2 separate regions of the Homo sapiens genome follow, and region 1 is linked to region 2. The links are chromatin loops, found by intact Hi-C in ENCODE. Cell type or tissue: MCF 10A. All regions are shown on one strand.

Region 1 (5,000 bases), 110 kb before region 2:
GAAATAATGTCCCTAAGTGAGGCCCTAAAACTGGGAAGTCTTCATCCGGCCTGGGGATTTTGAAAAAAGGTTTTGGTTCTAGGAAAAAATAAGAAGTCCAGCAAGGCTTTTCCTAATGACAAGAAGTAGGACAGTATCTGCCATGAGGTACCCACAAATTGTTACCTTCCTGCTCAAAAAGCTTGCAAAAATGACCTTTGCTTGTATGATAAAAAGCAACATCCTGGACCCTATCTGTATCTTCAACCTCGTCTCCTGTCCTGCCCTCCTTCCTTCTGCCTCCAGCCATGCTGGGTTTCCTTTAGTTTGTTGTGCCAGCCGGTCGCCACATCTCCTTTTGGGCATGTTCTCACCTCCAGGCTCCTGTGCTTTCAAGTCTCAGCTGTGATGTCACTTTCCTAGACCAGCTAAACCCGCTTTGGGTCTTATAGCCCTCTGGATTCTCCTTTATGGCACTCATACCAGTGTGATGACAGAGGGCCTTGTTATCCTGAGGTGATCCTCCCTGAAAGGACACCTCAGACCAAGCCCACTTAACATAGGAGCCAGTATTTCATGGGAAATGGGATTTAAAGAAGATTTGATTAAGATTTTCTTGAAAACGGAGATTAGAAATTATGAACATAAATTTATTTTTATCTTATACTTACCCAATTTTAGATTCTAATTTCAACCACACACTGAAGTTTAGAGTGGACAAAAGTTGAATCAGATGTTGATAATTTCAAGCAATATAATTTTTATGACAAAATCGGATAATGGCATGAGATGGCCTCCCTTGTTTTGTAATTTTAAAAAAAAATTCTTTAAAACAAAAACATAAAGAAAGCTGTTTATTGCAGAAAGGGTCTAGGTCTTTATGCATTTGCCCAAGGGCTTCCTTTAACCACTTGATCCAACCATTCTGTTTTGACTATGAATTCATCATCCGTGGCAAATCCCTCTCTCTCTGTTGTTACGTGATCTAACTGTCAGAGCTTCATCTATCATTGGCTTGGCCTGGGGTTTAAGCTGTTCTTTAGCATCACTGTCGTAGACATCATAAAATCCTACAGCTTTGGTAAAGTCTTCAATTTTTTTTTTCAATTTGTTTGTACTGCAATTGCATCATACTGTCAGATAACAGAAAGAAAGAAACAAACAAACAAAAAACAAGGAGAGATGGAACAGAAATGATGACAGCTCTTTGGGCTGTGATAGATGCTGACATTATGTATGTTGTTTGAGTAGACACTGATCTTACAAGTGGTTAGTTCACTGAATATTTTTGAAATTCTCAGGCTAATTTCTGTTTCTCTATGAAACCTCATGAATGTGGACACTTGGCTAATAAATACTCAAGAGTATGTGGCCTCCCTATGTACGAATATTTGTGCATTTACTTGTTTAATGTTATCTCCCTCCCTGGACATCAGCTCCATCAGAGAGGGACCTCTGAACCACAGGGGCCTAGAACAGGTCTAGCCTAGAGTCAGGGCATGGTCAAATGTTTGCTGAACAAATATGCAAGCTCAAGAGGAACTGGGAGGAGAGGATCCTTGATAGAGTGGTCTCAGCTCATCGAATCATTCCGTTTTCAGTGATCTGGGCTCCTTAAGATCAAGCATTGGGCTGATTGGTTGAAATTGTTTCCTTATTGTTCTAGGGTAGTGTTTAGGAAAAGGAATGTATGGGCCAAGCTACTGCTCTTCAGGTGAAAGCAAAGGAGAGATGATTGCCCCCCAAGGGGAAGAGTTTTAGGGTTTTTACTCTGGGCTTGGCTAGTGAGGGTGAGTTGTGGATCTGTGTTAGGGTACTCAGGCTAAGCAGAAGCTCTGGGAGAAGAGAGTGCTGCTACTTCTGACCTCCACTGGGAGAGCCCCTTCCAGAATTCTCTCTGCTCCAACCTGGGAGGGGAATGTGTATGTGTGTAAGTTCCTTGCATGGTTTTGGGAGCTTGGTGGCTTCAGGCCTGTCTCTAAGAGACAAGCCTAGGAAGCTGTATATAATAAACCAATATTGTGGCTCCAGACAATCTCTCAGAAGAAATGCAGTGTCTTGGGTAATTTTCTTTACTTGGAAAATGTCACTCAAAGTGGCTTGCTTTGGGAACATTTTAGCCCCTGGAGATTACCTAATACTGGGCCTCTCACTCTTGGCCACACAAGTAACCCTCATGACAGATGAGAGTAGCCATGTACCCCTGAAGACACATGCTGGAAGGAGGACACTTCTTTGATGTTTTATTGGAAAATTAATGTACATTTTGCATTTGATTTCAAGATGTGCTCAGGTTTACTTTTATATAAAAATACTACCTCCTCAAAAAAAAAAAAAAAGAAAAAGAAACCCTTCAAGTGAGTCAGGCTTGTGTGCTCTCAGGCAGTAACACAGGGGTTTCCACACCCCAGTTTGTGAAATGACTCATGTTAATGACTCATTTCTGGAATAGTAACTCTTCACCTCAGCCACTGCAATGTGGAATGCACCAGCATCATCAGTCTCTGGGTCCTCCTTAGCACTGATTCTGGGTTAGAAAAGCAACAACTCTCTTGGCTAGTGTACACCTTCACTTTCATGAAATTACAGCTCCTTCCAGAGAGCAGTTAGATGTTCATTATGATCTAGTTTGATCATTTAAGAAAACAAAGAAAATATATATATGCTACACATGTTTTAATTTTTCTTCTTACTGACTTTCGAAAAATAAGTTGTTGGATCAGTTTCCAGATAGGTAGAAGTTTGAATATGGGAGTTGAGCAAATTCTTGAGGTTCACTAAGGTTTTTCTTCTCATTAAGATCTGGGGGATTTCTTTTCTGAAAGGCCTAGCCCCTGCTCTGCTCCTGCATTTTCTGAAGCCTTTACATCCCAACAGAAAGCTCTTTCTGGATTTAGATGTTGACAGTAATTTCGTTTCTTTACATGCCAGCATAAGCTACAGTTTCTTTCTGGTCAGCATTTTTCAACTTCATATTTTAGCCCAGAATCCAACAACACCATTAGAAAACTGACGAAGCATTTTATATTTGTGCTCCCTCGTCAGGTAGCTAAATCTCAGAGCTTGACATTTAGGCACATAAAAAAAAAAAAAAAAAAAGCCCCAGATACTGTGCTATGCGTCAGCTGGTTCATACAATTTTACCACATTCATGATATTTTTGTTAATAAGATTTAGTATCACAGAATGAGACAGAACTAGAAGGGGCCTTTAATGATCATTTAATTTAATCTCCTCATTTTTAGTGGAAGAAACTAGGCACCAGAAAGGTTTAGTGACTTACCAAAGGTCACACAATGAGTTAGGAACAGGGTCCCAGTCTGCTGACTCATTCTGGGATACCACAATATAGAGTTAACTTTTGCTGCATGTCAAACTGCCCCAGTGTTAATGGCTTAAATTGCTTATTTAGGTAAAAATTCTGTAGGTTAGCAATTGGCCTGGGCTCAGCTGGGTGGTTCTTCTGGTCTTTGCTGGGCTGGGCTGATCTTGGCTGGGCTTACTCATGTCTCTGCAGTCAGGTAGTATGTTGGCTGGGGCTGGCATGTGATGATGGCATCATCTGAAATTACTGAGATAATAGAGGCTTCTCCCATGTGATCCCTCATCTTCCAAAATGCTAGCCCAGGTTTGCCCTCATGGCAGTTACAGGGTTCCAAGAGCAACAAGGGAGAAATCTCTCAATGTGCAATCATTATTTTAAAGACACTACTTATGTCATGATTGCTAATGTCCCATTGGTCAAAGTAAGTCACAAGAACAAGCCCAGATGAAAGGGAATGGACAGAGAGAGAGAGAGAGAGAGAGAGAGAGAGAGAGAGATAGGATATCCTATAGGCCATCTTTTTAAGAGTCTCACTTCTAGTTACCTGGGATGACAATAATGACATGCAGTTGTAAATGATATCATGGGCTAGCCTCTTATAATTGAGTTATTTCAGTTCATCTGGTGCTGGTAGATTTTACTTTATTGTATATTATTTTCTCTTCAAGTACAATCTATTGTAGGTGGACATATGAGAGAACCAAAAAAAAAAAGGTACTATTTCTTGTTCCCCAGTTTATGATAAAAACTCTCTTTAAGCTCCCAAAATGCTGTTAAAAAGAAGCTCAAAGGATCTGTGGATCTATCCCAATATTTATTTGTAGGTTCAAGGAGCAATAATAGTTCTAGCCTTCATATTTTAGGACCATTATATGGTTTGTACATGAAGCTCATTCTTTACCCCATTTGACTTTCATAGTCTTCCTGTGGAGTAGCTGGGCATGAGATATTTGCACTATTTTACAGATTGGGAACTAAGGCTCAGATTCTCACTCCTCCTGCCCCGCCCCACCCTACTGCCCCAGGAATTGCCATGGGACTCCATAGGTGTGATGCCTGTGTTAATTTCCTCTTCCCCCAAGTCTAGAAGCCTGTGGAGAACCCCCAAACAGCTCTCCCTCAGCTCTGTGATTTCTCTCCAGTCTCAAGGTTGGAGGACCATTTTAACTGTGCCATTCTGGGAAGAGGGTTCCTGCCTTTTCTTTACTGAGAGGAGCCAGGCCACAGATGTGGGCTCCTGGCCTCCAACTTTCCTCTCAAGGTGCCTCAATTTGTCTGAGTGTCATCCCCTCATCCTCGGAGGGTCCTCCTCCTCCACCTCCTTCTCTAAGTTTAGTCCTTCACTGGGATCCTGATTCCATCCCTCTCCTTGCTGGGCTCAGGGAAGGTTCCCTGGAGGAGGTGGTGTGTAAACTGACCCCTGGATGATGAGGAAGGTCTTTCTGGTATCAGGCATTGGCAACAGTTTGAAGTATTTTCTAGTTAAGAGGAAATGGTAGCAATCAGTATGAGAACTGTGTGGCAGCTTTCATGACTGGAGGTTAGAGTGTGTTATTAGGGGCAGGAGGAAGGGAAAAGATGGGCCCTTCCCTCAAGTGGCCTCACCACAATCTATCCCACCTCAATGGAAAATCACTGGCTGGTGGGAATACGTCTTAGAGAAGGGTCCAGCTTGCTAGCCAGAGGCCACAGGTAA
Region 2 (5,000 bases):
AACAGTACAAGTTCCACATAGACGTTCAACCCTCTACTGGGCCGTCAGCGATTTCTTCCTGCAAGTGGAAATACAGATGGAAAGTGACATTCTCGTTTTCTGGGAGTTTCACTGATACATTTCGGTGAAGAAGGAAAACTCCTAAGAACTTGCCTTCCTCTTGTTAGTTTCGTTTTCCACCTGACTGTACTTCCATCACGTTCCATGGCTTGCTGTCTCATGACATTCTGTGGTGCGTTCAGTATCTTCCTCAATGTGAGTGGTGATATAATTGGGGTCCCTCCCTTAATATGTGTAGCTTACCTGATTTTTCCAGCCATGTACCTTATTTAATTGGAAACCAGGAACCTTTGCGTGATCTAATGGCATCTTATGACTTTCATTCATTTCTGCCTGTTTGCTTAGTTGCCCATTTCTAAACTTGTTCTAAACCTTGATGAGGAAAGTAAATGCTGAGCGGGCAGGTACCAACAGAGTGTATTTAAGTGAGAAATGACATACTGAATGAAAACAAATGAAAGAATGAAATCAGCAATTAATGAAGTCCACAAAAATATAAAGTCTGGTACTGAAGACCATCTCTCCCGAGCGCCAACAACGCTTTTCTTTGAAACTGGAAAAGACTCCTGGGGTCTGTGTGGCATCGGGCAGAAGGGACAGGGAGACCCTGGTGCAGTGAGTGGCTCAGGAAACAGGCACAGAAACAGAGTTCTGGCCAGCCACATGATCTGGGGCCAGTTATCCAGGTTTATGGGGCTTCTTTTCCCTTAATTATATGAAAGGAGCCAAAATTAGTTCCACTCTTTTAGGGCTGTGCTGGGCTTAAATGAGATAATTCACGGGATGTGCTTAGCACAGTGCCAGGCTCATAGGGAGCACTCAATAAAGAAAGGATAAATGCCTTTCTAATAACTAGACCCATTTAAAGATGGCACGGGCTTCCTTGGGGATGGGATGGTGAGTTCCCTGCCACAGGAAGTGCTTAAGAGGAGATAATGGGGTTTTCAGAGTTTCACGTGCAGGAGCAGATGAATCACCTGAGGAGAGCATCAGTAGATTCTGATTTAAATAGGTTCTGGGTGGGGCCTGAGAGTCTACATCTCTAACAAACTCAGGTGATGCTGTTGCTGCCAATTGGCCGTATGTGAGTAGCAAGGAACTAGATGATTCCTTAAAGGATGTTGAAGAAGATCTGTGATCATCCATCAGATGGAGTGATGTGTTAGGCTTCTGTTGTCCCATGCGGTGGCCTCTCACCACAGGTGACACTGAGCATTTGAAAGGAAGCTAATTGAATCCAAAAGGAGAAATTCTGTGAGTGTGAAATACACATTTAATATAACAAAAAGAATGTAAAATAATCCAATAATTTTTATAGTGATGACATGCTGAAATGATAATATTTTGGATATATTAAATTGCTGTTTTTCTTTTTTTGCTGTGGCTTCTACAGAATTTAAAATGATGTATGTGGTTCACATTCTATTTCTGTTGGACAGTGATGAACTGGGTCATCTCCCAGGTCCCTTCTGAATGTGAGCACCCCGTGAACACTCTAAGATGACATACAAGCTTGTCCACGTGTGCATCTCCTGCGGAATGTTTGTAGCTTATTTCCTCCCACAGCTAAAGGCAGCCAGCAGAGAGACAGAGGGAGAGAGGCGCTAGGCTTTCCTTAGCTTCCTTTCTGCCTGGGGCGGGGGTGAAGAGTGAGGAGGGAGCTTGTGCGTTTGTCTTTGCTTCTTTCTCCCCATTTTTCTCTCTCAAAATTAATGGGAGACAAAATGCCTTGTCACTCTAGGGATATTCAATTTTTACCTTGAAACTGCCTTTCTGGACAGAGGCAAACCTTGTCTTCAGCACAGAGCTCCTTGCTAAGGGAACTGGAATTTTTACATCACCGTCTAAAATAAAGATGGCTGCCCGGGGGAGGCGTTCGTTTCCTTTGAGAGTTACGTGGTTAGGAACCTGGCGGGCGGAGGCCCTGGCAATGCCCATGGATGCAATGCCGTCACCTAGAAAGTTGTCTGGTGGACCAGGCTGTAATGTGCCTGAAGGGCTGGGGAGCAGAACTGTAGCCCTGCAAACCATGGGGCAACCAGAGCCGTGGGACAGGCAGCTGCTAGTTCAGGTCCCACCGCTGCAGACTTAGCATCATCTCATATGGCTTTGCGTGAGACCCTGCAGAGTGAGCCGTTAAGAGCCTGAATCCAGTCCTTATTCCTTTCTAGCTGGATGACTTCAGATAAGTGATACAAACTCTTTGTGCCTTGATTTTCTTATCTGTAAAATAGTGATGACAGTTATACCCACCTCATGGAGTTGTGAGAATTAATGAGTTAATATGGTAAAGGGTGGAGAATAGCTCCCAGCACAAGGTAAGGATAGACACGTACTGCCTGTTATTCTGAGATAATAAGAGCTCCCTGAATGGCAGCGTCTTTTTTTGGCTGGCAAATTACTCAGAAAACCCCCCTAAATTGCACACTTGTTTGAGTAAGAGTCAGGTCCCGTGTGGCAATGATGTAACATACCTATTTTTGGCAGACTTGGCAATTCAGGGAGTGACCCATTTTCCTGTGCTTCGTGGAGGTCATTGCAATGGGTTTCATCAACCAGCAGGCTTGGAAATGAGCCATAGGGTTAGAAGGAGCTTTTTCTACCACTCTAGACTGCTTTCACGGCGGTGCAGCTTATGTCAGGATTGGGGAGAGGGTGAAAGGATGCTGCCATGATGACACCACGTTCAGAATGATGGCCATGGAGACGGGTGGAGCAGTGGAACACATGTTCTTCACCCGACTCCCGCGGGGGACATTGGCTGCATCACAGGAAGTAGAAGTGTTTTTGTTTGTTTGCTTAGTTTTTGTCGTGGTAAATGCAACCTTGAGTTTCTAGGTGTCCACAGGACCTTTGGAAGATTCATGACAGCAACAAGGTGTTGTGAAGCTCCTGCTCTGGTGAGGCCCCAGCTCCCATCAGAGGATCAGAAGGTTCCCAAGTACCCCAGGACAAGAAGTGAGCTGTGTGGTTAGGGACCCTTGTCTGCAAGAACTTCTTAAAGAGTCTGATCTTGTATTTTGAGAAGACATCGTCATAGGATTTCTGTACCACCCATCTAGTTGGAGTAGGGGACTCTGTCTGAAGGAGACTCCATTAAGTACAGAGAATCTTAGGGGGTTCAAATTATTTTTGGAATGAGGCCAAGTATGAGTAATAATGTACAGACAACGAACTAATTAACTAGCTGTCCCAGTGTAAATTGTATTGTCAGTGTTGGTAGCTTTTGAATCAATCAAGGGTCAATCAAGTAAGGTCAATGCTAAAAGCACAGGTTTGGGACCAGATGTTCCTTGATTATAATCTTGCTTCATTGTTCTCGGCGGTGTGTTCTTGATCAAGTCACTTAACCACTCTGAGCCCTTGTGTGCATGTCTGTGCAGTAAAGGATAATGCCAACCTGGCAGGGCTGTCAGAGAGGGTAGATAGGAGGCAGCCTAGGCTTCCTGAACTGCCCAGTGGAGACCCAGTCTCTGCTGGTCCCACCTGGCCCTCAGATCCCTGGTTCTTCGTTCTCATCCTTCTGGTTTCAGCTGAATTGTCAGCTCTTCTGATAGACCCTCCCTGACCACCCACATAATGTGCCGTGGCTTCTCTTCCCACCTCCAATTACTTTCCCATCTCTTTCTGTAGTTTGGTTCCTTCCCAAAATGTGACACCATCTGTGATTCTCTCGCTAGTTTTTGTTGGTTGTTCTTTCTTGTTTGTTGACTACTGACTGTCTTGGGTCATGAGACAGAGGTTACTGAAGGCAGAGGCTCCATGGGTATTATCCAGGGATCTCGAGTACCTTGAACAGTGCATGGCTTACAGCAGGTGTTTGAATGAATATCTATCTGTGTAACTAGAGCAAGCTCCTGACCCTGGTGAGTTCTCAGCTTTTCCTTCTCTTTAAGGAAAAGCCCCTGTAAAGGGTTGTGGTAAGGATTCACTGAGATACAGTGTGGATTCACTGAGTACAGGAAGTGAGTGACCCAGAGTGGGTATAGAATCAATAGTGTTCATATCGTGAGATGGCATATGGAATAGTGGGTGTCTCCCAAGTAATAAATATTTTGATTCTTTTTTTTCTCTGCTCTTTCCTTCTGTGTATGGAGTTTATATTCCTTTTTTGCAAATACAAGTTACATGGAATGCAAAGTTTGGAGTAGCAGATGTAACTCTGAAAAATGAGAGCAGGAAAAACAAGAGTTTTCAATTTCTCAATTTACAAAACCAGCGATTTCATTTATAATGTCAGTGGAAGTGGCCAGTGGGTGAGTTCACACATTAATGTGCAAACTGGCCGAATGAGTCAGTCTAGATGAGAAAGTTAGTATCTTTGGACTTGGTTGGCATCTTTCCTCAGAAAAGGGGCGCAATTCCTCTCCTCTGTGAGGTTACATATGGACATTTCTTTGTGAAGTAATCTCTTCTAAAAAGAATGGATGTTTCCTCATCGATGAAAGCTATGGGACATAGTGGGTTTCTCTTTTTACTGAAGTGGCAGGAAACTCAAAATTAATGTCAAAATTTAATAATAATGTTATTATTATTAAATAATAATAATAGGCTGCAGTCGCAGTTGCTCTTAGTAGCTCTCCTATTTATCTCTGTTTTGAAAAGAAGCAGGATATAAGTGAATAAGGGCATTTTGGAAATGTGATTTGCTTACAAAAATCCTGTGTCTAAGTTGTCTGGATAGACCACCAATACTGAAACTTCTGAAGTTTCTCTGTGGCACTTGCCAGGAACATCTCTGTGACCCTGGGCATGCCCTCCCTTGGTCTGGTCTGCAATTTCTCAGCTATTAAAAGAGGTGTTTAGACCGAGGTGGGTTGTTCGGGGCACTTGAGGATTTTTCAATGCTTTCACTCTTTCAGATGAGCATGAAGCCTTCTGTTCTCATTCAGCTCCATCTCAAGCACTGAAGCAGGGATTCCCCCCACCCCACGCCAACC

Evidence for each region. A loop is a pair of places that touch in the nucleus more often than their neighbours do. Peaks named below come from ENCODE experiments on the same cell type or tissue, not always from the same donor. Only the 100,000 strongest peaks of a DNase experiment are listed, where the experiment ranks them.
Region 1: a loop joins it to region 2, with 4 times the contacts of the local background. A loop is called at or near these places in 1 of 110 quality-filtered maps.

Annotation. Positions count from the first base shown.
Region 1 is chr10:117,650,911-117,655,910 of GRCh38, forward strand. No RefSeq gene overlaps it. Among named protein-coding and RNA genes, the nearest start is that of LINC02674, 82 kb to the right of the region's middle. In MCF 10A, no CTCF peak of the experiment used is centred here; a DNase peak (open chromatin) is centred at 2,411.
Region 2 is chr10:117,760,312-117,765,311 of GRCh38, forward strand. No RefSeq gene overlaps it. Among named protein-coding and RNA genes, the nearest start is that of LINC02674, 28 kb to the left of the region's middle. In MCF 10A, no CTCF peak of the experiment used is centred here; a DNase peak (open chromatin) is centred at 2,590.